Regions from separate parts of the Homo sapiens genome. Here regions 1 and 3 are each linked to region 2. A link is a loop called in an ENCODE intact Hi-C map of the cell type or tissue named here. Cell type or tissue: B cell. All regions are shown on one strand. Links, peaks and the distances in the headings refer to the core of each region. The heading gives the core; the rest is flanking DNA.

The links. Peaks named below come from ENCODE experiments on the same cell type or tissue, not always from the same donor. Only the 100,000 strongest peaks of a DNase experiment are listed, where the experiment ranks them.
Region 1: a loop joins it to region 2, with 11 times the contacts of the local background. A loop is called at or near these places in 6 of 110 quality-filtered maps.
Region 3: a loop joins it to region 2, with 4 times the contacts of the local background. A loop is called at or near these places in 4 of 110 quality-filtered maps.

The regions. Positions count from the first base shown.
Region 1 is chr7:18,604,875-18,615,122 of GRCh38, reverse strand. The region is part of intron 6 of HDAC9 (histone deacetylase 9); the gene reads right to left. Among named protein-coding and RNA genes, the nearest start is that of HDAC9, 110 kb to the right of the region's middle. In B cell, for the core only: CTCF peaks have their summits at 4,404 and 4,606; a DNase peak (open chromatin) is centred at 4,592.
Region 2 is chr7:18,349,944-18,360,191 of GRCh38, reverse strand. It overlaps a transcript of HDAC9 not described here. Among named protein-coding and RNA genes, the nearest start is that of HDAC9, 140 kb to the left of the region's middle. RefSeq lists a silencer at 2,192-2,486. In B cell, for the core only: CTCF peaks have their summits at 2,291 (motif pointing left) and 3,857 (motif pointing left); a DNase peak (open chromatin) is centred at 3,861; H3K27ac peaks cover 2,656 bases.
Region 3 is chr7:18,585,937-18,596,184 of GRCh38, reverse strand. HDAC9 (histone deacetylase 9) reads right to left here. Exons shown (of 26, transcript NM_178425.4): 4 at 5,699-5,849; 5 at 4,543-4,669; 6 at 2,156-2,277. Among named protein-coding and RNA genes, the nearest start is that of HDAC9, 95 kb to the right of the region's middle. In B cell, for the core only: a CTCF peak has its summit at 5,258 (motif pointing left); a DNase peak (open chromatin) is centred at 5,784; H3K4me3 peaks cover 270 bases; H3K27ac peaks cover 1,332 bases.

The DNA.
Region 1 (10,248 bases), core at 2,245-7,244, 250 kb before region 2:
TCTGGTAAATCAGTTTAACAGACACAATTGTGCCCCACCATAACTCAATAAGACACTGAGGAAAACCATTGAAATGCTATTTCCTTTTCTTTAGAAGAGAATTATGTACAATTTCAGCATGCTTTGCATTTCTAAAAGTTAAAGTCAACAGGGAGGTATCATTCTCCTTTACTTGAGTTTCCCATGAGAAAATCAACAGCAAGTTTAAAGCTTGTGCTGTTATTCATGAAACACTCCATAATACTAACTTGGCTTTAACCAGAACATATTATTTGGCAGCTAAAACCCTTAATTAGAATTATGGTTTGAACAGATTTTCACTGAATTCAGATTCTGGAGGGGCTCAAAGAAGAACACTATTTTTCTAACCAGTTTATTCTATTTCAGATGGTTTAAATGTTGTACTTATGATGGGTAGAAAAAATGTTGTACTTAAGATGGGTCGAAAAAAGAGAATGTTGCTCTGATTCACATTTTGTTGACTTTAATTGGGATTCACCATTTCTTAACAAGTACTAAGCATCAGACAAGAAGAGAAGAAGAGAGACTCCATTCAACAAATATTTACCAAGCACTTACTCTGTGCAACGTTTACACTAGGCATTATGGAAGAAAAAAAAATACATCTGAAAAGATGCTTCCTACTTTAAAAATGAGAAAAAGTAGGTGGGGGAAAAGACAGAACTTGGTGACAGAGTGGACAAAAGAACACAACAAAGAAGACAACAGAGACAGAACTGAACCCAAAAGTCAAGCTTGCATGTTTGGGAGAGAGGCATTGGCAGAACTGAGAAACTCAGGAGGAGGAGGAAGTCTTGCGGTGTGGCGGATTGGAGGGTCAACTTCCAAATCTGTTACACTTAAATAGTTGCAAGATACCTTGGAAATGTTAGCCTGAAGTCTATGAAAAGGTTGAAGTTTAGAGATGTGGAGTTAGATCCCAAATAAAAGAACTTAGAGGAAAAAAAATGAAGGCAGTCCTGATCAACCTATTCATTTTATAGATGAGAAAGCTGGGTTAAACCCTACTATCAGAAACGACTACTGGTTAGAATGAATAAGAAGTAGGATCAAAGTCTTTAAGATGGTGACAATTGAAATAGAAAAGTTAAAAAAATAGAAGAGACAATGCAACTTTAGGAACCTCAGGAACCTCAGGTTTCATGAGCTTCATATTTAAAGGACGCGGTGGTAAAAATAGAGAGGTAAAGCAGATGAATGAAAGGGCAGCCCATGAGGTTAAAATTTTAAGGAGCATGGGTTGGACAATGGGGTCAAAAGCCACAGAGAAAAAGGAAGCCTGAGAAAAATGCACAGATTTCAGGATTTGGGAGTCCCTGGTATTGTTTCAGAACACTGATTTAGAAGAGACCAAACGCTGAATCAGATGATACACATTTTTATAACATCATAACCTAGCATAATAACTACTTTAGAATAAATGCTCAATAAAAGTTATTCTAAACTCAATCATATAGGTAATGATATCACAGTTTGACAAGAAAAGGAGAAAGAAAAAAATTATAGCCACAACACATAGTAGTAAATTTCAATGAATTTTTGTTTTTTTCTATTTCATTGTTTAGGAGAGGGATAGATTTTGAGTGTAAGCATTATAAAATCTAGAAGACGCTTACATTAGGGGTAGTTGAGAAAAATCTCTTAGAACCAGACTCTGAGCTCCTTGAAAGCAAAAATGTCCCTTAATCCGCTCTATGTGCTCAGAGTGACCACAACTTCCAGCCCAGTGTTAAGTGTGAGTAAAAATTTGCTCGCCTCCTTTTCCTTCTCTCCTGTCTCATTTCCCAAAATTAAAAGGGACAACTGTGAAAACGACCTATTTCTTTGGAACAGCTTGAATTAGAAGATTGCTAATGAAACTCTTAAAAAAATGACAAAACTAATGGACTGTTCTTTCCAATATATTCAGTTCCTTCTAATCTTTATTCTATGAAGTAATAGACTGACTGTATTCAGTCTATTATAAATATATCTATTATATTATACTTATATATATTTATATATAAAAGAGAAATATAAATATATCTATTATTCAGTCTATTATAAATACATAATTAGATATATAAATATATCTAATTATAAACATGTACAACTTCTTAGACTATAAACTTTAATAAAATTTCTTCCAACAAAATTTTAAAATATTTCCTGCTAGTCAGCCTAAAGTTTCAAATTTTAACATACCTATTTTTAAAACTCAGAAACTTTCTGTAAACATAAACTTCCTGATTTTTGTCTTTCATATTCTCCTCTTAGTATCTGCCCCTTAAAAGAGAGATGAGACCTTAACAGTCATGGTCTTTCTTCATGTGGCAGCTTCTCCATTCTCTTTCTGACTAAATATTTTCCTGTGGTCTCATGTCACTCATCTCTAGGATTTACTCAACACTATATCTGGATTATCTGATTTACTTATTTTAAACAATGGAAAGGATTAAAATGTTTCCAATGCTTACCTATGAAATAGCCAACATTTTATTCCTCTTCCTGCCTTCCGTATCACAGAGTTCTTCATCATTGAATTCTGTGTCTACTCATCTTCTTTTCCAACCCTGGAGTCTTCAGTGAGACTCCTCAGTTCTCTAATTCTCTAACATTAATATGCATATTATCTGTCCTTCCCCACCCCTTCTCTATCTGACAGTCATCTTTCACTTCTAGAGGACTCATAACATCACTGTAATAACAATAAGTAAGTATATTAATTCTTAAAAAAAGATAAATATTATCCTAGTAATAAATCCAAAGAGAAATGATTTTCTACATATGTATATGTAGTGGTAGTGGCAAACACAATTGATGTGTCTTTAAAAAACATTTTATAAAAGCTGGAGATATATTCATTGTTTTCTTATAACTGTACTACAAACAAAAGATCCCTTTTGTAATAGCCTCTATATGGAATATTTAAACCCATGTAATTAAAGTATGTCTATTATTTATGGGCCTGTAAGTTTATCTATTTCCCTTAAGAAATACAGGAGATTTGAAAAATTGTATTTTCCTTTATAGGATTAGCAAATTAACATATTTTGGCACTACTATGACATTTACAATTTCTCAGAATTCTGTCAATAATCAGCAAATTAGTTCTGAAAGTTTGTTTATGGCAAACATATTTGGAAAGCCCAACTTGAAACAGGTTTCACCTTTGAAATACCTTATTTGAAAAACTTGTTAAATATTTCGATGCAGAAAGAAAACAAAAATTTGTGATTTTAATAATTTGTTTTCCATTGAAAATATCTCTCATCATTGCTTTTACAAAGAATATCCCAAACATATGCTATTTCTAAAAAGATTTTGAACTTTATTCATCATTGGACTGAAGTTAACTTACAAATGACACCACCTAAACTGTTATAAGTCACTACTTTTATCAGGATAGATGCTACATGGTACTTAATTTTAGCAAAATTGCCATTCTCAATGATATTAGATATCACTTATTCGTGTTCAAAGAATAAGTGTTAAGGGTTAAGAGACCAGATTCTGAAACAAAACTCGCTGTCTTCAAACCTGGCATTGTACATACTGCCATAATAAAGAAAATCAGACCTTAGGAAAGTTAGTAAACCTCTCTGTGACGGTTCTCTCATCTATAAAACTGGTGAGAAATAATAAAATCTATTTCTAGGATTATTGCATAGAGTTAATAAGATATAGGTAAGATGCCTAAAATGGATCTAGCACATAGTCACCAAAGTTATCTATTCTACTATATAAGTCTGTTAACATTAATTTTCTTCAAAATTATTATTGAACAAATATATATTATTCTTGCTAGTTGTGATCTCAGAATCCACTGATTACCCATTTATTCCTGACCAAATAATACCCTAAAGTAATGTGCTGTTCCCTTATCAGTGTTTTACTATGGAAAAACACAGTGTGGTGTCTAAAGTAGGTTAAACATCACTGTCATGTAATAAATCATTATGCTCTTCTTGCTATTACATTCTTTATTCTCCAAATATGATTTATATTACAAAGGTCTCAATGCATTTCTCTGGAAAATACAGCTTTCATCTCATAAATCTTACATGATCACCTATTATAATGTTTCAAAAAACGAAGGATTTCACATGACTCTATTGTGTTGTTAGCAGCGGTTTTTAAATAAACAGGAAAGAATGTAATAGGAAAGAATATATCATTTGCACTGTTGAGGCCCCCAAAATAAAACACAAATCCTGCTTCTGAATAAACTTGATTATTATGGAGGTGCAATGTGTACATGGGAATAGCACAGCAGCAAAGGCAAATTAAAGGAACGGAATTGTAAGATTTCAACATCACTGTTTTGGGGCAGAAAACATAGAGGATTGGGAAAAGTTTCCTTTGAGTTGAAGTGCTTACGATGGCTTGTGAAGAAAGGGTAGACAATTTATACTTGAAAAGTCCACTTAGGAAAGGCCAAGCGCATTAGTGAAAATCCACACAAAACTCTAAACAGAAAAGTTTATACATCAAAGCTGCCCATTAGATGGATGAATGCTGGTTAGGGTTTTGCTCTTAGTCCAGGTTATTTGAGAGGTAAACTGCAAACTCCATCTAAACGTCTAGAGGGCGCAAGTGAGATAAGCTGTCCGAATGAGATGGTCCTGGGAATTTATCAGAATGACCGGGGAAAGAGTGTTTGTTTTTGCTATCGTTGTTAAACTGTGAAAAGGTGAGCCTAGGCTTGCTCTGGGTTATTGTCAAAATTTGGAGGGAGAGCATTACTGCACATAAAACCCAGAAGAGGCAAGACTGGAACTCATACTTCCAATAACAAAGTTTAAATACACTGAATTGATAACATCATCTAAGCAGCTGGACACTAGGAAAATTCATTTAAATGACCCCCTCCAAACACCTCCCACTTTTTAAACTAAACTAATTTGTATTTGGTGCTTGCTTCTTAAAAATTAACGAGTTCTTAATCCAGTCTATCACTGATGGACATTGGGGTTGGTTCCAAGTCTTTGCTATTGTGAATAGTGCCGCAATAAACATATGTGTGCGTGTGTCTTTATAGCAGCATGATTTATTACCCTTTGGGTACATATCCAGTAATGGGATGGCTGGGTCAAATGGTATTTCTAGTTCTAGATCCTTGAGGAATCGCCACACTGTCTTCCAGCAGCCATAAAAAATGATGAGTTCATGTCCTTTGTAGGGACATGGATGAAGCTGGAAACCATCATTCTCAGCAAACTCGCAAGGACAAAAACCCAAACACCGCATGTTCTCACTCATAGGTGGGAACTGAACAATGAGAACACTTGGACACAGGAAACGGAACATCACACACCGGGGCCTGTCACGGAGTTGGGGGAGGGGGGAGGGATAGCATTAGGAGAAATACTTAATGTAAATGACAAGTTAATGGGTGCAGCACACCAACATGGCACATGTATACATATGTAACAAACCTGCACGTTGTGCACATGTACCCTACAACTTAAAGTAAAATAAAAATATATATATATTTAAAAAATTAACGAGTTCTGAAAATATAATTCTGTTTAGACACTGTATCTTCTTTAGGTGATGTGACTTAGAATGCTTTTACTAAGACTTGTGTTCAAACTCAGAGGGAAGAGTTTGCTGTGACTGATTAGTGAACTCTGTCTTGGACACCGAAACGGTTTCACCATGATGCTTATGCCACACATGTGCCTGCCTTGGTGTATACTTGTGCTGTCCTACATGATAATCACTAGACACAGGTGGCTTTTTAAACTTAGATTCAAATGAATTAGTTAACAAAATTAGTTATGAGCTAACTAATACATTAGTTAACAAAAATTTAGCTCCTAAGTCATACTAGCCACATTTCAAGTGTTCAATTTCAAGTGGCAACATGCAGCTAGTGCCTACTGAATTGAACCATGCCAATATAGAACTCTTCCATCAAATTATATTTGGCAGTGCTGGTCCATACTATTTTCAAAGAACCACATATGTACAGCTACAATAGGCTAATGCATTCTCTCCAAGAATTTCTCTTAATTACCTCTGTATTACCTACTTCAAAATATATATAATGACATTAAAATATGCATTTTGAAATAAAGATATTGAAGGCTTACAACCAAAAAAATAATAATAATAACATCTTAATGTCTTTTCCCAGCTATATTCCTCGGGTGGCTTGGATCTTTGCTTTCACTCAAGAATGCCTATAATCTGAAAATATGAAATAGTAGTTCCTCAAGAAGTACGGTGGTTCAACTGTTCAACTGCTGAATTAAAGTATCAATCAATCTATTAGGAACCTATTACATGTGCCTCACTATGAAGACTGTGAGCTCCTTAATGTCAGAAATCCTTTTTTACTTATACTGGTTTATTTAATATTTATGTCCAGGCCCAGCACAAAGTGTGGTTTGTCAAATAAAGGAGGAAGATGTTACAAGCATTATATTCTCAGATATTTTTATCATCTAATTGGGATGAACAGGATAAAAACAACATTATAAAATTTAATATCTCATAATTGACAAAATTACCAGCTTTTATAGCAAAAATTACAATGATATGAGAATACAGATAAGGGAAGTGTTAGAATGAAGGTTCTATGAAAAATAACTTTAGAATTTATCTTGTATATGAATAAGTGGGAAATAATGGAGGAATCACTGTGAATATTGAAATAAAAATGCAAATAAGAGGCTAAAAAGCAAATAAATCTATAAAACAGGAGGCTGATACACATAAAGCAAAATAAAGTCACTTGATAAAAAATCTTACATGTCACGTCAAACTGTTATTATGTGCTGCTTTTAATAATAACATGGTTCTTAAGCCAGTCCCCCTCCCCTCCCACTCCTCTCTCCAATTTCTTTGCCATAAAGAACACTTCCATTTTAAAGTAACTGAGTTAGAGGCTGAAAATTTAAGGAAAATACAATCCCAAATATTTCATCATTTATTTTCTATCTCTTAATTTACTTCATTAGGTAAGTCTAAAGACATATAAATGCATGCATTTGCATGGAATATTTCCTCAGTGTTCTCAGTTCTATAGTTGTGAATACTATAAATTAGGAATCATTTTTCAATAAATCTCATGATTATACAACAGATGGCTAAATGCTTTTAAAGTCTTAATTATTATTTTTTGCCATTTTCTCATTCCAATCTTATCTAAAATGTCCTGCCTGTTCTAAATGAGCATTTCATGAGGAGTGAAAAATATGTCATTAGACTTTTCTGCACTTACCAGTTATGATTAATTTGAGATACCACTGTGCAAAAGCATGGTCATTTATTTCTTATATATTCTTCAAATCATTAATATATTTTTATCACACCTCTTTATGAAATGCAATTATATATTTCCTTCTTAGTTTCATATACAATCTTAGGAATCATTTGGTCCATTTGCACTTAACTGAAAAAACAGAAATCTAAAATCATGAAGCACTATGCTCATAGTCATGTATTAGTGACAAGGTTAAGATTAAAACTTAAGTCTCCTTTTGCCATTCTAGTTCTTCAATAATTACATTATATGGCTACTACTAATATTTCCTGTCACTAATGCCATACTATTATTCTTAATAATTCATACTGGCAATATGTACTGAGACCCATGTCACACACTGTACTGGGCAGTATATTTTTGCTTACAATAACACTGGAAGGCAAATATTTTCCATATTTGCTATTTGAAGAAACTGAGGCTCAGAGAAATCCTGCACTATGTGCAGGTCACACAGCTCTCATCAAAAGTGCCAAGCTAGAATTCTCAGCTTTGTTCATCTAATGCCAAGCCATGAAATTATTTTCCATGCTTTGTCTTTCTAGGCTACCTTAGCTTTTCTGCAAGCAAAATATTTGAGTTAGATTTTCGAAGTTCTTACAAGGCTGACTCATTATCACACAATTGTCATTTGATACTTGCTCTTAGCTCCAACTACTTGTCATACAAATTGCATATGCAATCAATGAAACCAGCTTCTCACTTACTGAACTGTGAAATTTAAATCATTTTGTTCATTGATTTGAAACTAACATACTTAACTTTTTCATAAAAAATTTTTAGGATTATTAATTTCTACTATGTTTGTTATTTTAAAGTAAAAAATGTATAAATTATACATTTGTATTATTTCTTTATCATGAGGAATCTTAGTATTCTGGACCATTTAATTGTTGGGTAAATACTATGGTAATTAATCAATTACAACATTTACAAGTACCTTGTATACCACTAACTCCCTGCCACCAGAAAGCACTACTAAACTATAAACATCCATGAGAGCAATTCAGATTTCAGATATGTTAGTTTAAAAAATGAGTATCTTAAAATCAACTAAATATGTTCTTTTGAAATTGCCAACTTTTCATAATCTAAATGATTACATCTATCAAAATGAATGCTTAAAAAGTAAATTATTATCTAGAAAAAAATATTACTTTAAAAGTGAGTCTTATTTTGAAAAGAAGCTAAAATTTTCTAATTTGATACAGGTCAAAAATTGGTTTGATTTTCATACCTTGCTAAATGGTTTAATGTTATGAAAACAGTAAGACAAAAATCGACAAAAAGTCCTTACAATTCCCAAGTCTTGCTTACAAAATGTGACTTAAAATAATTTCAACCTATTTTCTCTCTCTCAGTTTTTAGCATATGAACTTGTTAATCATGAGCAAGCTGGACACTGATGTTAATCTTTAAAATAAATATAATCATTAATTTGTAAGAATAATATTGCTCAAATATGAATTTGTCACCTCAAAAAATGAAAAAGTTGAGTTTTAAAAAGTATTTTTAATGTTTTACAGATTTAAAAGTAAGTGGTAGTCTTCTGGTTTCATTTCCACATGTGAAGAACTGGGAAATTTTCACTCCCAACCTCACCACAAGTAAAAAGCTGAACAAAGTAAAAATTAAAATTATTTTCGTAGATCTATCAGAGAATTAAGGTTGCAGGGCAAACTGCCATGCTAAAATCTGGAGAAATAGGAAAATACAGAAAATCACAGCTGAGTTCAGCTTACAGTGAGCAGAAGCCAATGGAGTCAGTAACGAAGAAATATTTAAATGAGGTAATTTTAATGAGGTGTTGGAGGCATGAATTGCTGGAGGCTGAATGTGAACCAGCTTGAGAGTTAAAAACTCCAGGGGCAGCCAGGCATGGTGGCTCACACCTGTAATCCCAGCACTTTCGGAGGCCGAGGTGGGCAGATCACAAGGTCAGGAGATGGAGACCATCCTGGCTAACACGATGAAATCCCATCTCTACTGAAAATACAAAAAATTAGCTGGGCATGGTGGAGGGCGCCTGTAGTCCCAGCTACTCGGGAGGCTGAGGCAGGAGAATAGCGTGAACCTGGGAGGCGGAGCTTGCAGTGAGCCGAGATCATGCCACTGCATTCCAGCCTGGGCGACAGAACAAGACTCTGTCTCAAAAAACAAACAAACAAACAAAACTCCAGGGGCCCAGTCTCAGAAGAATCCTACATTTTCATGGGTTTTACTTCCAGGAACCCAACCAGTTTCTCTCAGTGAATATATGAGAAAAAAATCCCTTTCTGTTTAAGTGAAGGTAGGGAGTAGGCGTGGGAGAGGGAAGAAAAGTAACCATTTTGTAATACTTGTCTAATGAAAAAGTAACAATTTTGAAATACACACGAAGGATTCTTCATAACAACAGCCTACTCTCCAAGGGAAAATATTTTACAGAGCCTTATCTGACCTAAGGGAGAAGGCAATTAGTAAATCTCAGCTTCCTATCTTACTTAAGGGGAGGAAACAGGCTAAGAAGTAGTTCAAGGGATCACAGCATACAAAGTCAGGCCCACTTAAAAAAATGAAATTTAGTTGTAAGGTTATAGAACATTTCTCCTGTCCAACGCCTTACCATCACATCAACCAGGTTCTGTATTATAACAGTGAATTAAAACTGAGGGAGCTACAGGACACAAATTCTATTTAAGAAGGAGCTCTTAGGGAAACCCCAAAGCAATAGGAGAAGGAAAAAAATCAAAGGAAACTAGAGAAAACTGAAGACTCTGACATTTACCACTACAACAGATATTAAACAAAGCCCAGCCCCAGCCAGATTAACATAAAACCTCACATCAAAAGTATAATTACTCAATTTCTATTGTCCAATATATCATGTCAAGCTTTTAACAAAAAATTATAAAGCATCCTAAAAGGCAAGAAAAACAATCAGAAGAGACAAAGCAAACATCAGACCAGACTCAGTTATGACACAAATTTTGGAA
Region 2 (10,248 bases), core at 1,915-6,914:
TACATAGGATAAGAGGTTAGGACTGGAGATTAATCTCTTAATTACAATTATAGTTGAGTCCAAGAAACCATAAAAACTTTCTGAAAACAATCTAGAACAAGAAGAGCAGAAGAGCAAGAAGTGAGGGGTTTAGAGAGGAGAATCGGAGGGTGGAAGGTGAGGTAACCGTGTCCTGTGGCAATGCTAAGGCAGAGCAGAAGGTGGTGTCAGCAGGAGCCCTAACTGCAGAGGAAAATGAGGGTTAAGAAAATGCCCTTCAGTGTGGTTAGAAAATCACCGAAGTGGCCAGGCACGGTGGCTCACACCTGTATTCTCAGCACTTTGGGAGGCCGAGGTGGGCGGATCACCTGAGGTCAGGAGTTCAAGACTACCCTGCCCAACATGGTGAAACCCTGTCTCTACTAAAAATACAAAAGTTAGCTGGGCACGGTGGTGCGTGCCTGTGGTCCCAGCTACTCGGGAGGCTGAGGCAGGAGAATTGCTTGAACTCATGAGGCAGAGGTTACAGTGAGCTGAGAGTGTGCCACTGCACTCCAGCCTGGGTGACAGAATGAGATTCCATCTCAACAAAAAAAATCACCAAAGCAACCTTGCTGGGTCCCTGGAGACACAAAGCAGGTGCTGGGGACTACAGTTACATGCAAGTTCATTGTACTATTTGCTCTACTTTTATGCAATTTTGAATTTTTCATTCTCAAGTTTTAGAAAATGTGAATGAGAGTTGAGGAAAAGCAGGTTAGTGGAAGAAAAGAAGTAAGAAGATAGTTTGGGACAACAGCAAATATCCTTCCCTCCTTGTCCCTTCACTGCCACAATTTACTATTTAATTTATTTTATTTTATTTTAGACAGAGTCTCACTCCGTTGCCCGGGCTGGAGTGCAATGGTGCGATATTGGCTCACTGCAACCTCTGCCTCCCAGGTTCAAGTGATTCTCCTGCCTCAGCCTCCCAAGTTGCTGGGTGTGCACCACCACGCCCGGCTACCTTTTGTATTTCTAGTAGAGATGGGGTTTTGCCATGTTGTCTGGGCCGATATTGAACTCCTGACATCATGTAATCTGCCTGTCTCAGCCTCCCAAAGTGCTGGGATTACAGGCGTGAGCCACTGTGCCCGGCCTCACTGCCCCAATTTAAGAAAGAAGTACTGGGCAGTGATGAACAGTGCAGGTTTTAGCATAAGGCCTTCTGGGTTGAAATATTAGTCCTACGATTTATTAGCTGTTGTCCTTGGGCAAATCATGGCAAATCACCTAATCTGGTATTAATTGAATACTACTGACTATGTGACAGGTACTTTGCATAAATTTTTTCACATAATCCTCACCACATTCTTCTAACGTGGTTATTATACCTCAATTTTCCAGTTCAGAAATATCAGTGAGGGGACAGGTGTCTAAAGTTATAGCTAGAGTAAGTGGTAAAGCCAGGAATCAAATGTGTATCTGTAAATTCTACTAATGTCTAGTTTTGTGTTCTTAAGTACTAAGTGATATAGAGAAGGAATAACCTATGGCACCATGCATTCGATTAAAAGATAAGTTCCTAACAATGATATCAAAGGATATGTAGGTATACTTATCAAGTTCTTCATGTTCTCATCTGCTCCCATATTTCAATTTTTTCCAAATTCCAACCCTCAGAGAGAAAACACTCATTCGAAGTTGCTTAAATTGCCTCAGCTTTTAAAATCAATGCCAGTTTGCATAAAATAAAAATCACAAGATATTCATGTTTCCAAAATCACTTTTAAATATCCCACTAATCATTAACTACTGTCTCAACATAGCCACACCTAATAAGCTAAAAGCTATTTATAACTTTATAGGAAAAAAAACTGTTTCTTCTACCTCCTACATAAGTGTTTGTGCTCCCAACATCAGTGGACTCAACACATTACTTCCCATTCCTAAATTGCAGGTGAAACTCAGTTGCAAGAGCATTTTTGTCTAGATCACAACCACCTTCTAAACTTCTTTGTTGTTGTTTTGTTTTGCTTTGTTTTTGAGATGGAGTATCTCTCTGTTGCCCAGGCTGGAATGCATGGCACCATCTCAGCTCACTGCAACCTCTGCCTCCGGGGTTCAAGTGATGCTCCTGCGTCAGCCTCCCGAGTAGCTGGGATTACAGGTGCCCACCACCACACCCAGCTACACCTTCTAAACTTCTGCCACATTCATATGAGCCCCTCTCCAATCCAATCTCCATAGAGAAACCAGAATAATCCTATCAAAAGCAAAATCAGATAATGTTGCTGTTTTTCTTTTGCCCTCTGGAGGCATCACTCAACCTAGAAACAAATCCAAGCTCCTCACAAAGATCTTTCAGTCCTGGCCAGTTACCTCCCCAAGCCACATCCTAGCTTACTTCTTGATTCACAGTGAAACACTGAGACACTAGTTCAGTTTCTGCAACAAGCCATGCTCCTTCCTGACTCAGGGCCTTCTCATACTCTGTTCCTCTGCCTGGATAACCCTTTGCCCAATCCTTTATGTGGTAGGGCCACCTAAGTTCACCTCCTCAGAAATTCTTTCCTAACTCTCTAGCCTAAAGTTGGCCCCAAAGGTTATATATACTTACTGACCTTTTTTTTCTTAGAATTGATTTCAATCTGTAATTATGTATTGTTATTTTTTGTTTATATACTGTTTTGTCTGTCTCCTATACTGGCTATAATTCCACAAGGGCAGAAATTGTGTTTGTGTTCTCTCCCTTCTCCTTTATTTCTTTCTCTCAATAAACAACCAAACAAGGCCTAGCACACAATTAGCAAGCAATCAAAGTTTACTGAGGAAAAAAAAGGAGAACAGAGACGACAGAAGGAAAGAAAAAGTCAATTTAACTGCTAGGATCACCCAAATACGATTTTTTTAAATCACAGCTTAAAGGTCTGTTCAGGCATTTCTCATTGTTTCTTAATACTGATTGATGTCTACCCTTTTTCACATATATATTAGATTGGATATATAGGAAGAATGTCAGAAACGAAGTAACAATAAGACATAGTGAGGGGGACCTAAAACTGTTTCAGGCTCCTACACTAAAATCAACTCCAATAAATCCTATAAGATTCTATAAGATCCTAGAATGGTATAAATTTCCAGGTATTTTTAAAATTCAATGATCATAGGGAAAATGCCATTAATCGTGGGGATGAGAAGAGGTAAGGCATTTCTTAAAATGACTTTCAGTATATACCTTAATGCTAGTTAATTTACCTTTCCAACCCTTATTTGTTGGCTTCTACTGTACATAAACTAATAATAAATAATTAAATGAAAAGAACAACAATCAAAAAACACACCAGGATGCTTATGTCTTACAACTTTAAAAATTCTTATAGATTTTAAATCCTGCATCCCTAGTTATTCATACATTGAGGAGAACTCTACATTTATCTTTTGGCATAGCCGGATTCTTCCGATGCGATCTGAAGAACTTGTGTCAGGAATTCTTATGACAATCTCCTGGGCATCAACCCTCCCCCATGTGCAAATACCGGTTTTATTCATTAACTGACTATTGTCTTTACCTAAAAATCAAGCTCTCTAAAGGAAAAAGGTTGTGAAAGTTTCAACTGAAATTACTCCTATGTTCCCCTGTAGAGAGAGCTGAAAGATCTTTCAAGGACATTAAATAGCCAGAGGTGAAAGGGAGCAACTAACAGGAAGGAAGGGAGGATTCATTCGCAGGAGTCACTATAGGAAGGTCCTCCACTGTGAGGTCGTCAGGATGAACTAAAATTGGAGAGTTCATCTGAAACAACTGGGCATTCTTGATGCTTGGGAGTTACAAGTTTGTTGTCTTTAAAAAAAAAAAAAAAAAAAAAAAAAAACCTATGTGCTGCCCTCTAGAGGCTACAAAGAATAATGGCGCCACCTATTAAAAACTGAAAGGAAAAAGTACAGGCAGGAAGAATTTGTCTTTGCCAAATGTATGACCTAACGTGTTACATTTAGTGTCATACTTCAAATTAGAGAAGTAAATTAATATCATGTACGGGAAATTCTGAATTTGATGCAAATAATGATTCTGTCTGAAGACCCAATTCTGGATCTTCCTTTTTTTCTTTTTTAGTTTTTTTACATGCATTTTTAAAAATGACTTTACTAAGGTATATTTAGATACCATAAATTTGGTCATTTAAAGGGTACAATTCAATGATTTCAAAGTTCATTTAAACCAGATTGTACAATGATCACTATAATCCAATTTTGGAACATTTCAATCGCTTGCAGTAAGATCCCTCTAGCCAGTTTATGGCTAATACCCACCCATTCCTGCCCCAGCCCTTGGAAATCACGAGTCTACTTTGTTTATCTATAGATAGGCCTCTTTTGTTTTTAAAACAGAGAAGTTTAGAATTAAATGCTTCATAACATGACAAGGCAATTCCTCCTTTTTGTAGTGCTTTTCCTTCAAAATGTCCTGCCTTGATCAGTGTCACGAAATGGGGGTTAAATCCCTCACCAAACCAAACTCTGGGGAAAAGTACCTGTAAATGCCTAATTCTCAATGTCTCACACTCTGTATATTTAACCTTCCACAGATTTGAGGGTGATGTTAAATTTGTCTCTAATGTCTCTGAAAATTCACTCTGGGTATACTTTTAGCATGCAGTCCAACAGTCCATTTCAAAATAAGCTTTCACATCCCAAGGTTTTATAAAGGATTCATGGTTTAAATATCTGCCTTCATTAATTATGAGCAACCCATTTTTAACAGAATTTTTTTAATCCTAAATTATTCACTTCTTTAATAATGAACTTATTAAAAGTCTCCGTTTTGAATATCTGAAGAACATGCTAGTTCTGGTAGTATAAAGAGCCTATGTTGAAAATGAAGATTCCCAAGAACCCAGACTCTTGGAAGGTTAAGACCAGAGGCTCTAAACCATCCTTTGTGGTAAAAATCCAGCTCTTGAATTTCTGTGTAACCCTGAGAAGGGTACTTAATTTCTCTGTACATTGGTTTCCTCATGGACAAGTGGAGATAATAAGAGTTTTTATTTCATGTATAAAAATGGTGAGAAGTGTACTTGGAGCATAGCCCTTGGTGACTGTCTGCAATCAACATTATGTGAAAGTTATTTTACCAAGGATAATTATCATCACTTCTGTTTGAGAATAAAGACTGGATTTGTAACTGGTGGTAGAAAAAATGACTGACAATAAGCAGATTGAGGATCTGTAATTATTAATTTATCATTCCTTGTATCACATCCTCTATGGCTCTTCAAGACCAGCTGTGGTTTCAGTGCATTTCCAAGCCTAAGGAACAAACCAGGAAGAATGCAAACACTGGTCTCAGAGATAACAAGTCACATCAGAGCTTACGTGCCCCGATGTGTTGACTGTCTAAAGCTTTTTGTATTGCCTGTTTTAGATCCTTCTGAAGGGCATTTCCCTCACCACATCCAATTGATGAATTGCCTTTTTCACAGAGGTCAGGTTTTGGGATCAAGGCAAAGGGAAAGTGGAGGAAATCTGGGCCTGGATAACTAAAATAAAACAAATTAGACAAAAGAAGAAAGCAAAGATAGGTATTAATGGTTTGATTTTTAAGTTCCTTTTTCTCCTAAGCAATTGATGCTTTAATTCTTACGTACAGCGCATATCTCTGTGAATCAAAACCAGTAGAGAATCAAACCACTATAATTAATATAACAAGGCCTGCTGACTCACCTCCACTAAACACAGTCTCTAAAAGCCTAAATCTGCACATTAGTTGCGATTAATTCTTCTCTCCTCTTTCAAGCACCGTAGAGCAGAGCTTTATAAATAGCAAAGTGTGTTAATTTAAACAAAATATAAGAAACCAATTTTTTCAAGGTGGTAAAGACTGGCCTGCATATTTTCATTATTGCATAATGGTTACCTTTAGCCCATAAACTACAAGGTCATAGTAAGGTCACAATGAAGTGGCAAATGTAATAAATGGGAAGAAAAGTAACTAGAGACCATATTTAAAGTGACTTTTTTCCCTAACTAGGTAAATAAATGTCCTTTTAGTATAGTTCATTCAGTAGGGCTGATTTAAAATAGGTTTTCTATTTGAATCATTCATCCACACCCTATATGATGATAAAATTTCTTTTAAATTTTCTTTTTAGTGCTTTTTTTTCACCTTAAAACATACAACCCAGAATTTGCTAAGTCCCAAATGGTTTAATTTAACTTAAAGGGTAAAGCCACCCTTGGCTTAGAATGTGCATACACTAACATTCAAAATAAAAGAAGGTGAAACAGGTCACACTGTTCAGATTGTGAAGATAACATTAAAATTGGCAAAGAAGAACAAAAATGAAAAGAATAAGTCCATGCTCTTTGTGTTTCTATAAAACCTATCCCTTACACCAGGTGGTGGTAATCCAATGCTAGGAGTTCATGATTTTAAAAAGTTGTGTACCTGCTACTTCACTATAAAACACAAAGGTGCAAAGTCTGCTTAGGCAGAAAATAGCTCGAGATCTTTCAGATCCAAATGTGTAGGTCAATGTGGTAACACAGGCCAGGCATTCTGCTGTGTTTTTCATTTATATGCTGTTGATACCCAAGATACAGCAAATAATGTCATCAATTTCCTTCAATTACCTCATAGAGGATTCATTTGCACTCAGGGAATAAAAAGGTTGCCACAGTAGCTTCAGGATCACTCAGCAGCAAGAATCGGCATTAATAACTATCCTCAGAGGCACAGAGGGAGGGAAGAAAGTCATTTACTTAACATTCTTTAATTCTTTGTGGTATAACAAGACTATGTCATGATTTAGAGCTAAAAAGCACAGTTGTTTTGCTCACGAGAAAAGTCTTTCATAACCTACACAGTTTTTGTGACACATGGAGTTATGAGATCTTAGGCTACCTTTAAATACGGTATCCCCCTGCTGAAAGCTCTCAAACAGCTTGCAGAGGAAAAAAAAAAATCCCAATATTACTTTACTCCTGAGACATCAAATATCCCATGTCTTACTTTATAAAGAAGTTTCTTTGTACAATAGCTAGATAGTGCTGAAGAAAATAACTTTTGTATGCCTGTATCATAACACAGGGTCATGTATAGCTAATTAAGCATTCTTCCTTAGGTTTGATTACATAAAGAGTTGGTTTTGTAATACAATAGCACATGAAGGTCAGTATGGTTATGAGAGAAACCTTAGATGCTATGACAAATCCAATAACTAGCAGGGTATTTGTTCATAAAAGTAAAGCATTTCTCAAAATATTTTGCTGATTTGTTAAGGTACTGGAAGATATTTTGCTGGCCGCCGAGCTGACCTTCTGCAACACCCTATATGGTGAGGCTGTTAAAAGATTTTCTTAGAAGATACAGATTTGTATTTTAGAGTAAGACAGAGACAAAAACAAGGATCATGAAATGGAGGTTCACAAGTATCTGAACCAAAGTGGGGAAAAGGGGGGAAAAAAACAAACATCAGCCAGCTCCTTATTTGCACACCGAGATTCACTAACTCTATATGGTAAGTCCTATTTCCCGTCATTTTCCCTGAATCTAGCATGCTAACCATCATAACGAAAAAGAGTTTGTTTTCACCTTTACGTTCCCTTTGAGTATTTAAAACGGGGAATGACTCACATCTCACAAGGCCAAGAATCTTTGAAATGAACTTCTGGAAAATTTAAAGGTACCTGGAGCTCCTGCAACAAATATAAGACTGCACTGCCCTCCAGAGGTGACTCCCTGGCAATTACCTTTAATCAATTAATGATAGGAGGACCAAGTAACTGTGTTGCAGTAATCTTCATTGCAATTTTAGTCCTTCTATCTCAAATAGTTTTCAAAACACAGGACTAAAAATCAGTGGCAACCTACTGTTTCCCTCTAAGCAGAATATTATATTGTCTCAGCTCTTCTATCTTACTTCATTTTGTTTGAAAATAATATTTGCTACCTCTTTGGCTAAATGTTAAATATTAATATTTTTGGTTGGAGGGCCTATTTATTCATGTACATTTTTCAGAAAAATCAGATTAAACAGACAGCCTAAGGAAACCTTAAGAAACCTGAGGATCCTCAGAGATAACTGAAGGTCACACAAAGAACAGTTCAGAAACAGAATATTTTACTGTCTAATTATGTTGTCATCACTTAACTGAAGCTTGAAGGGTGCCCACAGTTATTGTGAGAAAAATATAAACTCATTTTGAATTTTTTTCTTCTTGAGCTTTTGTTCTCCACAGCTATGTGATCTAGTTCTGTTCTGTTCCACACACACCTTCCAATAGTGGATAACCTTGTATATTGTCACTTTCCACATATTCACCGTCAATTCAAATTTTTTGAGATTTAAGACAAGGCTAATAATTTCTTGATAAAATTGTAATAACCTGTGTGTGTGCCTGTATGAATGACTCAAAACACATCTTTTAAAAGTTCTTGACAAAATTAAACATTATCTACACAGCAAATATTTATGTAGGGCTTTGCAAATGCTAACTCATTTAATAATCACAACAGCTATGCAACAGATAGTTTTACTATCATTCACCTTTTTTTACAGATGAGGCAGATTTTGAGAGATTAACAAAATCACAGAGCTGGGACATGATAGAGCTGAGATTCAACTTCAGTTTAGCTTCAGCGTCCTGGTTCCTAACTTCCTCACTTTGCTTTACATGGTCATTTAAATATATATATCTTCCCTCCCATTATAAAAAGCATTAATAAGATTTAAAATAAAGTTGATACTTTTAATATAGCTGTCTTTTTTTGTTTTGGGGGATTTTTGTTTTATTTTACAATTCATAACACATAGGAAACTTAAAAAATATTAAAACTCTGGGAGATCAAAATGTTGGAAGACAGAATGAAATTGGAAAACAAATTTTTTGTGTGATTACTGCAAATTTTACCAAGTCATTAATCTTTAAGGGGAAAAATATTGAAGCAACATGGAAAAATGTTAACTATCTTACAACGATAAATAAAAATTATATAAGTAAATCAGGCAATGATGTATTAAAGTCAGTATTACATTTTATCTTGTAAATATCAAGCAACTGTTTAGTGTTTTTGAAATAAATCATTGTGATTATGTTTAACGCAATAAAAAATAAAGCAGAAAAAACTATTTACAGCCGACTACTAAATTCATGAAGGAAAAAAAGGAGTTAAGAGGAGACTTTGATTCAATCACAGAGGCTCCGTCACAGACCTACAGTCATTTAACTTAGGCAGGGGTTATAAAATGTATTTCAGGTTGCACTTACAAAACAATGTTCTTGCACCAAGCACGGGTCGACCAGCTACCCAGCGGCTGGGTTCAGAAACTAGAAGGCCCCTGGGAAAGCAGCTCAGTAACTACAAAGCAAATGTGGTCAATGCCCAGTGTCGTTATGGGGATTAGACAGGGGTCACAGCTTCACGGCAGCACCTGCACAGCTATGACATAAGCTTATATTCGACATAAATCATATTCCCTCTGTTTTGAAAGCAAATAATAAAAGAGTTGTTCCATGTCTCTTGACCTTTATTTCTGGGAAAAGTGGATTTTTCCCTTACAGCTATGGAATGTACTAACCATTCCCAGTGGGACAGACTTAGAAACCCCGTCATAGAACAAATGTATAAATATCCACCTTCTCACTTCCAAAGTGATTTGCATCTTACACATCAGTAAAGTATTACTATTTTCTAAAGTAGCTTAAAATAAGGAGAGAAGGGAGAGTGAGAAGGAAGAAAACACACAAAGAGGATACCTGAAAGAGGAAATTAAAATACTTGTATTGATGAAGATACGTGATTGACCAGCTGGTGATAAAGAGAAATTAGATGAGTATTGTCACTGACAGTTGCTAAATGTTGTTTTGCACAAATGCCAGTAAACCTGGTACACAATTAGCTCCTGAATCCATTTTTTTCATGGAATCCAATTACTCAAAATTACTGCCTCCAAAAAGAAAAATTGCTTTTCAAAACTTGGCATTAACATTACTTGAGAGTCAATGAAATGATGTTTTCAGATCTTGAATTTTTAAAATAAATTCTAATTTATTAAAGACTAATGACTTTTGAACCACTGAGTTATACACAGGTACAATAATTCTGAATACCCACAAATACAACTTGAAATAAAGGCAAACTTCAAAATAAAAGATAATAACAAGAGGGAGAAAAAACCTGGAAAACCTATTGAATTAGCATTACCATGCTTATATACTACTATTAATAATAATGAATGATGGCCAGAACTGGCACAAACGAAGTATTCTGTCAGCAAGTAGAAGACC
Region 3 (10,248 bases), core at 2,221-7,220, 240 kb before region 2:
GGTTTTACAGATCAACAGCCAGACACTTCATAAATATCAGATTTTCAACATAAAAGGAAGAAACATGAAATACTGATCAAATACAGAAAAAATACCTCTAGAAAAGACCAGGGATTTTTCACTATTATTATATAGCACATAATAAGGCACAGAAAATGTCTTGCATATTTGTACAAATCTAAATAGGGTTTGTAACATATATATCCTGAGAAGGATTTCTTTTTAAATTGTGTTGTGGATTGAAAAAAATCTATGAGAATAAATTAACAGCTTGTTATTTATTCTTCACAGAGGAAAAACCTTAAGCTGTTCGCATGGCAACAGTGGGACACAAAGTATGGGTTTTTAGTACTTCTCCTTAAGTATTAAAAATATCAGATTTTCTCACTGGGTGCTTAATGTTCCCAAATGCCACTTCTTTTCAAAGTCAGTTATCAGTTCTGCAGTCAGTTTTCAATCTCCCAGTGGTAAGGATATATTCAAAGGCTCTGTGCTCAGCAGGATAGAAGTCTTTCTCTGTGAATGTAACTATATCACTCATCAGTAACCTCCTGCCATAAGGGGAATCCATATTTTTCTTTCCTTTTAGTAACTCCTTAGATTCTTGAATGCCATTCACTGCCCTAAGACCTGGGGTAGTATCTGCATAATCTCAGTAAATAGCTCCTACTCATGCTACTCACAAATAAATGTCAAGCCTGCAGATCAAAGTCCCCACATTCTAAAACTCCTGTCCTTTATGGATCACTTTTCATAAACTATACTCATGTTTTAGAAATAACATAGAGGCTCACATTTTGCTTTCTTTCATCCTAGAAAAGTTTATTTATAAGACACTCTGATTTGCAGATAATAGGGTGGAATTCTGATGCAATACATAAAACTCAATTATCCTTGCCTTTGCATAGCCTTCTATTAAGGTATTTTATAATACTTATCATCTTTTAGTAGAAATGCAAAAATATTTGGGCTATTTAAATTAAAAAGCCACAGGTTGTTTTGCAATAGTTAAACATCCTTTCCTAGTGCCTTCAATATATGCTAGATGGCGAATAATAAATTCTTATTCATAACTGATTTTATTTTAAAATCTTCATTATGCCACAGGTAAATTATATGACAAAAAATAGCTTCGGCATGTGTTTTTACAATCTATATTCATTTTAATTTCTCAAAATTGCTTGGGAAAATGAATATAATTATTTGAAATCATTTTCACTCTGCAGATTTCATATATAAAACAAATAAATCTATACTTCTTCAAGTAGATCTGAGTCAAATACAATAGACCAAGCTATCTTACATGAATATCTTTTCAGATCAGTTGTGGAGATAAACATTTTTAAATTTACTACTGTCTCTAAAGAACTATATTTGGCAAACAACGTTGAGATTTAGAATAGAATGTACACAAATGCTATTTATATGTATATCTAGTTAAACATTTATTATAGCAGTAAAAGCATATAAGACATTAAATATATACATATCAGAATGCTCAGAAAGGAGATGAAGATGGAACAGCAAATACAATCCTTAGAGCCACAGAACTGTTTACTAAATTCTAAATAAAAGCTTAATTGCGCTATTTCCCCTAACTTCATGAGATTATCAGATATAATTTCACTCTGAGTTCTATTATAATCCATGAGATATTAGGCTAGTCACTTACTCAGAAGGTAGCTTTGGCCTTACCTGCTTTCACCACAAAAACAATTAAAATTTAAGGTTTGTAAAATATTTATTGGAAAAATTAAACTTTATTATTCTCGTTTTTGTGGTAAATGGTTGAGGTACAGCAGAAAAACAGGACAATGAAAGATATTACAGAGGCCCTATCTAATGGAGAAGAGTTAGATTTTCCGAGATACGAAATTTTTATTTTTATTTATTCCTAGTAAGAAAATAATTTGGCTAAAGTTCAAATATGATAAACTTTTAAACTGAAAAAGAGATATTTTGATTATGTCATGAATCAACTGATGCAGAAATAAGTAGGGTATGTGTGTGCATTGTTTGCTTATGCTGGGGGCAGGGGTGGGGAGGTATATTATCTACGACTCAAATCCTTTGACTTTCTTCTAGAGGTGTGGCAAAATGAAACTTACAGGTGTGTTACAGAAGAGCAAACAGAGTTCCTGTTAAACCAACTTACCAGTTTTTCGAAGGGGGAAATCATCCTTTGCATCTTGTGCTCCTGGTAATGTGTACTTGTAGGATGGAGATGTTCCACTAAGGGGTGGAGAGCTTTGATCCAATGATGTGTGGTGGGCAGCCCTAGAAAAGACAAGGAAGTTTCACTATTTACTTGGTAGTTTTTACTGCATATTGGTCAGCAATAATCAGCTGCACACGCTGTACACGTGCCTCAGCTATGTTTATGCTCTTTCTCCTTAGTGTATACAAACCATAGCCTCACATAACCAAGTTCACTGTAGCAGTATGCTATGGAATGATGCAGGGATCCTAAGGATGTCCAGCATGTGTTTGGTCATACAGTCACATAGAAAGTTTGCTTCACTAAAATAATTTACCAAGAGTCTGAGCTTTTGACAATTTGAGATTACTGCCTATGTTCTCTTAAGAGCCACCCTAGGGGAAAAGTCATCATCTCAATCCTTTCTAGTCAACAGTATAAAACAATCAAGGTAATAGTAAACATACGCAAGGACTTCATTTTAAAAAATTGCTAGATAGTACATGTGAGTACATGAGAGTAGCCTTTTTTACTGAAAAGACAGGATTGTGCCAACGGACTCCCATCTCCTGACTTCTGGGGCAGTTTCAGTAGTAAAGAATGGGGATCACATTCTTTAATATGAAACCAATTTTTTTAAATGTTTTCTTTTTCCTGGGTGAATACAATCTAAGAGATGCAACTGTGCTGCTGGAGAATAGTTTATAGGACTGAATATTGACTATCTAGTAGATATAAATATCTATAATTACATATGTAATGAAAACAATGAACAGGACATAGTATCACCATCACAATGATTGTTCTACCAGTATTATTTATTTAAATCATATATTCTTAAGACTTTATTGGTTTAAGGATATTTCTTCTAGCTATAACTGGCAAAAATGGCATTAAATTCAGATTCTATAAATTAATCGTTTGTGGTTATCTGCAGTTGGACTCTACTGAAGTTCAATTTCATAAAAACAAGGTAAATACTGCTAAGTAACATGTGAGAGCTATGCTTAATATTACCTAAGAGAACAGCTAATGAACTTTAACCGACAAATTCTTTGCATGTAGCTGTTTCTCATTTAATGCTATTATCTTTTCTTAGAACAGACTTTAATTTTGAATTATGAATTAGCTATAAATTATGTGTGTAGTTTTAGGTAACAAAATCGTGTTTCTTTTTAAATCATTCGTGATATTGATTGAATATTTGAAATTGTTTTTCAGAGATTTGTTTTTCATGTCAACTGATATACATGACAGAAATTATGAAAATCATTAAAAAGTATTTATAAAACATTATGGTATCTGTCTGTTACCTGTTTTGGGATGCAGAGAAGGGCGGATACCTATAAAATAGCCTTATAAGTACATTAACTCTTTAAATAGAACTCCCAGGCTGCTTACAATATTAATATAACAGAGTAATCAAGTACTATTCCTATCTTTAATGGTGTGAGGGATTGAAAAATATATAAGTGTAAAAATATATGGTCATTTGGCAAACACTTCTAAGAAAGAAATGAAACTATTATCTATTAGTTTATTATCCATATATGATTTGCCTATCAGTTCTTTGCCCTGAGTTTTAAAATCACCACATCCTCTATATTTTATTGAAATATTTGTGTATTGGACTTACAGAAATACAGTTCTATAAAAACCACAATACCACAGTGTATTATGTTGTCAGGTTGTGTGTCAGGAGCCAAGCTATTATTTTGCTGTCTGGGAAGAAATGAAGTGAGGTGGGCAGGGGTAAACTATTCACTGAAGACTTAGAGTTATTTATTTAGCAACCTCTCAACTTCCCTTCCCTACCCTCCCTTATCTTCCTTTCTTCCTTCCTTTTTTCTTCATTTGAGACAAAATTCTACTAGATTTTTGAAAATAGCTCTGACCTCCATCTTACACCAAGTCAAGTGTAATAAAATCACAATCTGCTAAACCTTTTGAAATTACTATATAGATACCAAATGCACCAGTTGAGAATGGAAAAATGCAAAATACAAATTTCTTTGCCCACCTCACATTTGTCAGTTATTCATTCATCAAAGAACATATATACTTCCTTGCCCTCAAGTTGATAAATGCTACCATTTATTTAGCACTTCTCTCTGTTATGTACCTTACCATGTTATTTTATAGGACCGTGCCAGCAACCCTAGAGGGCATGCACTATTATTTTCCTCTTTTTATGGAGAAGGAAACTGATCCTTAGAGAACTGAAGGAACTTGCCCACAGCCAGACAGCTGAGAAATGGCAGGCTAAGGATGTGTACCCAGGTCGGCTAAATACAGAACCTGTGTTCTTTACCCCAGGAATGAAAACAGCCAAACACTGAACATACGTGTACCAGAGCTTGGGATGGCGGCTCACGGAATGATTTTTTCCATTAGTTGGAGTGTCTTTCGTTGCTGATTTACTCAGTAGGAACTCTTGAAGCTTCTGCTTTACTTCTGTACTTGCCACTGCCCCTGAAATACACACACACACACACACACACACACACACACATACACACACAGAAACAGATGTTGATGGTGAGTTTTGTCCTCTCATGCCTCTAGAATATTTGACAAAGATTAAGAAGTAAAATCGCTGGTCACAGCACATAAAGTTTTCCTATTAAAAGAAGAAACCACAGTCCAAATATGCTTTAGAAAATAGTACAGTAATGCTTTATAAATACTACTTAAATTGCAAATTTTCAAAAGACTTTCAGCTATTTCTTTAATTACTTTTGCAAAGAGGGAATTCCCAAAATCAACTTTTTTAAGTTTAAAAAATACTGCAGAGGAACAAAACACTGTATTTTAATAATCAAGTTATCTTGAGGGATTAGATCCATATTAAATCCCTTAAACACATTAAAATAATCTTTTCTGAGTTGCTAGTTTGAAAACCTTAGTTTTTAAAAAAACCCTTTGAGCATTAAACAAATAAATATTGCTGACAATTCCAGTTCAAGTCATCAAATTTTAAACTTTGCTACGACCTGATTTTGAACTGACCTAATACAGGGGAATTATTTGGATCTGTCTCCCTCTTGTGGATAGTTCTTTTGCATGTGTTATGTCTTAAATCTTCTCAAAGTTTGAGTATGCCAAAACTAAATGGAGGCAAGGCTTTACTTAGAGAGCAATTATTACTTGGCCAGGAGTAAGGAAGGCATAGTCAGGAGATGTGGATACAAGCTGATTATTAAACAAGATGGCATATATTAGACTGCTTTAGAATTACATTATTTTTAAGGTTCAAAACAACAGAAATCAGCACCTTTGCCAGATAATGTTACGTTTGCTTCTTGAGACGCTCTGCAGACTCAATGATGTGAGCTGGTATGTAAATGTCAAAACTTTACAGTTGGGTCTGTAATCTATGCTTTTAATTAAACACAGATAATTTTGACGAGTCTAACCGCACTCTTTATCAGGCTTTGTTCTGAATAATGATCAGCTAACGATGAGGAAAGAGAGTCCATCGTTTACCCTGGTGCCTCTTACTTTCTCGTCCTCTATCTTTGCCTCTGAGAGGAGGAAGCTGCTGTTCTCTGCGATGCCTCTCTACTTCCTGTTCTTGCCTCTGCTGCTCCAGTTTCTGCTCCTTTTCTAGGAGTTCTTGTTGCTGTTTTATGGCTAGAAGTTCCTGTTGCAACTTGCGAGAAGAGAAAGACATGAGAGTGTGCAATTTCTTTAGGCTTCATAGTCATCACTGACCAAAACTGAAATGTTATGAGCTTTTGGAACTTGTTTGTATTTAGTTCATATTTGTACCCACTTTTTCTGTAAATCATTGAAATCTAAGGACAAGCAACTAATGCAGTGAAGGTCTTAACGTCATCAACAGGCAAGTTTTAGGTAGCTCCATTATCTGTGCATCCCTATCAAAACTAACTGTTAAATTCACTCAGGTCTTCCCATTTCCTTTAATTAAATCTTTAGTTCCCTTAATGACTTTTCTTTGAACATACAAACAGGAAAAGGTAGGGACTGCCCAGAAGCCTATTTTACAAAGTCCCTCACATTATAAATGAACAACTGAAATCTTCCATTCTTAGCCTAAAAAATGGTGTAAAAATAATCAACGCAAATACAGAATGGTGAGATATTAAATTAATTTGGGGGAAGTTTACCTGAAGTAAACAAATGCTAAAAATTTCAAAATCTTACAGAGCAAGTTCTCAATAGACTAATGCAATGTATATATTCATAATATGTAGAATATATTATATACATATAGTCTCTCAAAATATCAAAATAGCAGAAGCTTTATTCTTTCATTCAGCACATAAAAGCTTTTAGATTAAAGACACTGGTCAAGAAGAAACCACTTCCACAAAACTTCATTTTAATGCACTATTGTTTAGCTTTCTGAATCCCTTGAATTCACTCTCAAACAATGAATGACATGAATATGATGCATTCTTGCACTCTTTTTTATTTTTATTTTTATTCTTGAGACAGGGTCTCACTCTGTTGCCCAGGCTGGATTGCAGTGGCACCATTATAGCTCACTGCAGCCTCAATCTCCTGGGCTCAAGCGATACTCCCACCTTAGCCTCTTAAGTTGCTAGGATTACAGGCATATACAACCACTCCTGGCTAATTTTTTAAAATTATCATTTTTAGTGGAGACAAAGTCTTGCCATGTTCCCCAGGCTAGTCTCAAACTCCTGGCCTCAAGTGATGCTCCAACCTTGGCCTCTCTAACTGCCGGGATTACGGGTGTGAGCCACCTTGCCCAGCCTGAAGCATTCTTTTTTAATAGCCATCTTGAGATGTCTATTTCCACTCAGACTGAGAAATATATATCTATGAACTATAGTAAATGTGCACACTGAGGAGTAACTAAAGACCTTGAGTTCTCCTTAGGTTCTGACATTAGTAGATATGAAATCCGGACAAGTTACTAAACTACTCGGAGCCATACTTCCTCATATGTAAGAGAGAGAATATCTCTCTTCAGCCGCATATTCATAACGTACATAAAATTTAGTTTTTAAGTTTGAACCCTACTGATTTTAATTATTATTATTATAGGTTGGGCATCCCTAATCTGAAAATCCAAAATCCTAAATGCTCCAGCATCTGAAATAGTTTGAGCACTGACATGATGCCACAAGTGGAGAATTCCATACCTGACCTCATGTGATGAGTTCCAGTCAAAATGCAGGCACACAGCACAAAGTTTAGTCAGCTTCACCATGGGAAAAAAGACCCTTCCAGCCCCCTTTCAGCTGCAATATATTTTTTTCACACACGCCCAGATTCCCCCACATAAGCACACCCACAAAAGATAACAAAATGGTGTGTGTGTGGGCAAGACATGCCAATGGCATGTTCCTCACATTCAGACTCAGCAACAACAGTGATGCCAAACAACCAGAGATTGTCCACATGGGTGGCTGAGACAATGACACCTTTCCTTTCTGATGGTTCAATGTACCCAAACTTTGTTTGAAGCACAAAACTATTGGAAATATTGTATAAAATTACCTTCAGGCTATGTGTATAAGGTGTATATGAAATATAAATGAATTTTATATTTTTGACTTGAGTCCCATCTCCAAGACTCTCATTATGTACAGATATGTAAATATTCCAAAATCCAGAAAAAAAAATCCAAAATCTGATATATTTCTGGTCCCGGGCATTTCAGATAAGGGATACCCAACATGTGTTTGTAACTTTCAATACTAATGAAATTAGTAAATTTTGTTTTTTACATTAGGTGCCTAAAACTCTTGATTTTACACCAAAAAGTAATAGAACAAAAATAAAAAGCTATTATATGGAATGGCATCAGAGTCACTCTGGAGCAACAGGAAGCTAACTCTGTATATCAACCATAATAGCCTTATTACTCCCAGAAGGACATAGTTAGAAGCATTTCTGGTTACTCTTCATATTAAAATCTTTGGTGTTTTGGCTTCAATACACTCCCTTAATGGGTGTTATTATTCCATTGTAATGAAATAATATTCCATGGTAGCAGAAGGAATGCTTAAATTCTGCCTTACTGTTAAATTCTATATAGATACTTGGGTTGGTCAAATTAATTTGGTGCTTCACCCAAAGCCCCAATGTATTTGAACTTTAATCTTTCATAGGAATCTAGAAAAGCACACAATTTAATTACCACTACTATTCATTATCAAAGATTGCATGAATGAGGTTTAAAACAATAGAAAGAAATAAAACTTTAGCCCTCTATTGCTAGATGTTCTGGCCCATGAGAGAGGCAGGGCAACTTAAGAGCTTTGGAGGCAGACAGGGCAAGACTGTAAATCTTGGAGCAACAATTTATTGGCTATGTAGCCTTGGAAAGGTATCATTATTTTTCTCTACCTCAGTTCACTAGGTGGAAAAATGGAATAACAGCATCTAACTCAACAAATGTTGATTATTACAGAAGCTAACGATTCAAAAAGCTAATATAAATAAAGCATCATGTAATGCATCTTTCTCATAAAAATAAAATCTTAATGAAAAGCATCAACTTTTAGCTTTATCCATAAAAAATACAAGACAAAACAAAATAAAAATTCTAAAAATCAAAAAACTTCCTAATCTGAAAAAGTAATATTAATTATGTCTTTGGTTTCTAAGAAAACAAATTATTATTTTGGAAAATCATTTTAAAAGCTAAATTTTCCTTTTAGCTATCTCATAATTCTTTTTTCTCACAGGAGCCACTTTTCCAATATTTTCCAGATGTCAATAAACCAACACTATTGTTTTGCTTGTGCCAAATGAACAATTAATTATCTACTTGCTACTATTACCTTTTGAGTAAAATTAAGCAATAAATTTCTTTCTAAACAATTTATATTAACTTTATAGCTATCAAAGGCAGCAATATAAATGAAAAGAAGTATCTAAAGCAGTAACTTATCAGTATTGCCCTGTATTTAGGGAAACATGTCTCACTTAAAGCAGCAAAATGAACTACACAGTCCCTTACATCTTAAAGTATGGTGAAAAATGTACATTTTACTCATTTCTCTTTGCCATCTTAACATGCTGGAAGGAAAGAAACAGATCTAGATATCAATGTTTCTATTATTGTTTCAAAGGTCAAATTTAAATAAAGCTTCAGTATTCATTCAAAAATAAGTCTAAAAACTAAAGAAAGGCTACCCATACTTCAAAATGTAGCCATGAGCTACTGATTCCATTTGGGACAAAAGAAAATACTCTCACTTTAAGGTATTTTGTACATCAATAATATACAAGAGTTCTTTTTGGAAAGTTCACTACTAAAAGAAATAAATATATTTTATATCACTTGTCAAAGAGCCTTTTTAGGAATATACGATAATAAAGTTCTTTTAGGATTAAGAAACATCTTGTAAACCAAGTAATATAGAGAAGAAGATAGCATTTTTACTTCCTTAGAAACTGTCATATTAATGTGGTAAAATTACATACTAGTAACATCAGTTATCTGTATCAACCCTCTATCAATGTGCTTGTACTTGATATGCAAGTAATAAAGTTCCTATAATACAAAACAATAAAGTATGAGATAACATAATTTATTACATTCACAAATTAGCAAGTGTTTGTCATCTTTGAAAGTTAGATATAAAAATAAAATTTTTGTTGTAAATCTTTGCTGCTTTTCTGTCACAATAAATTCAAATTAAATAGCCTTGTTTCAACTGTCTTTGTCAAGAAGTTGCAAGATGTTTTACAAATAAAGCTAAAGTAATATTTATCTCTGAAGATACAAAATTTAAAAAAACAGACACATCTAATATTATTAGATAATAAAATAAGTTATTATTAAAAATTCTGGAATATGGATATATTTGTGCTAAAATAATTTAAACAACTTTAGTCTCAAATTGTCAACTACTCCCAAATACTTTCAATAAATTCTTATCTACAGTCTATAAAAACATTTGCACCAGTTTCTCCATTTATAACTCCCTTAAGCTTTTTATTATACTATTATTTTGAATGTGTACATTATGAGATCTTTTCTATAAGGAAGAGTCGGACATACTCAGAACATCTACTTATACACCATGTTTGTTTTTTAAAAACAG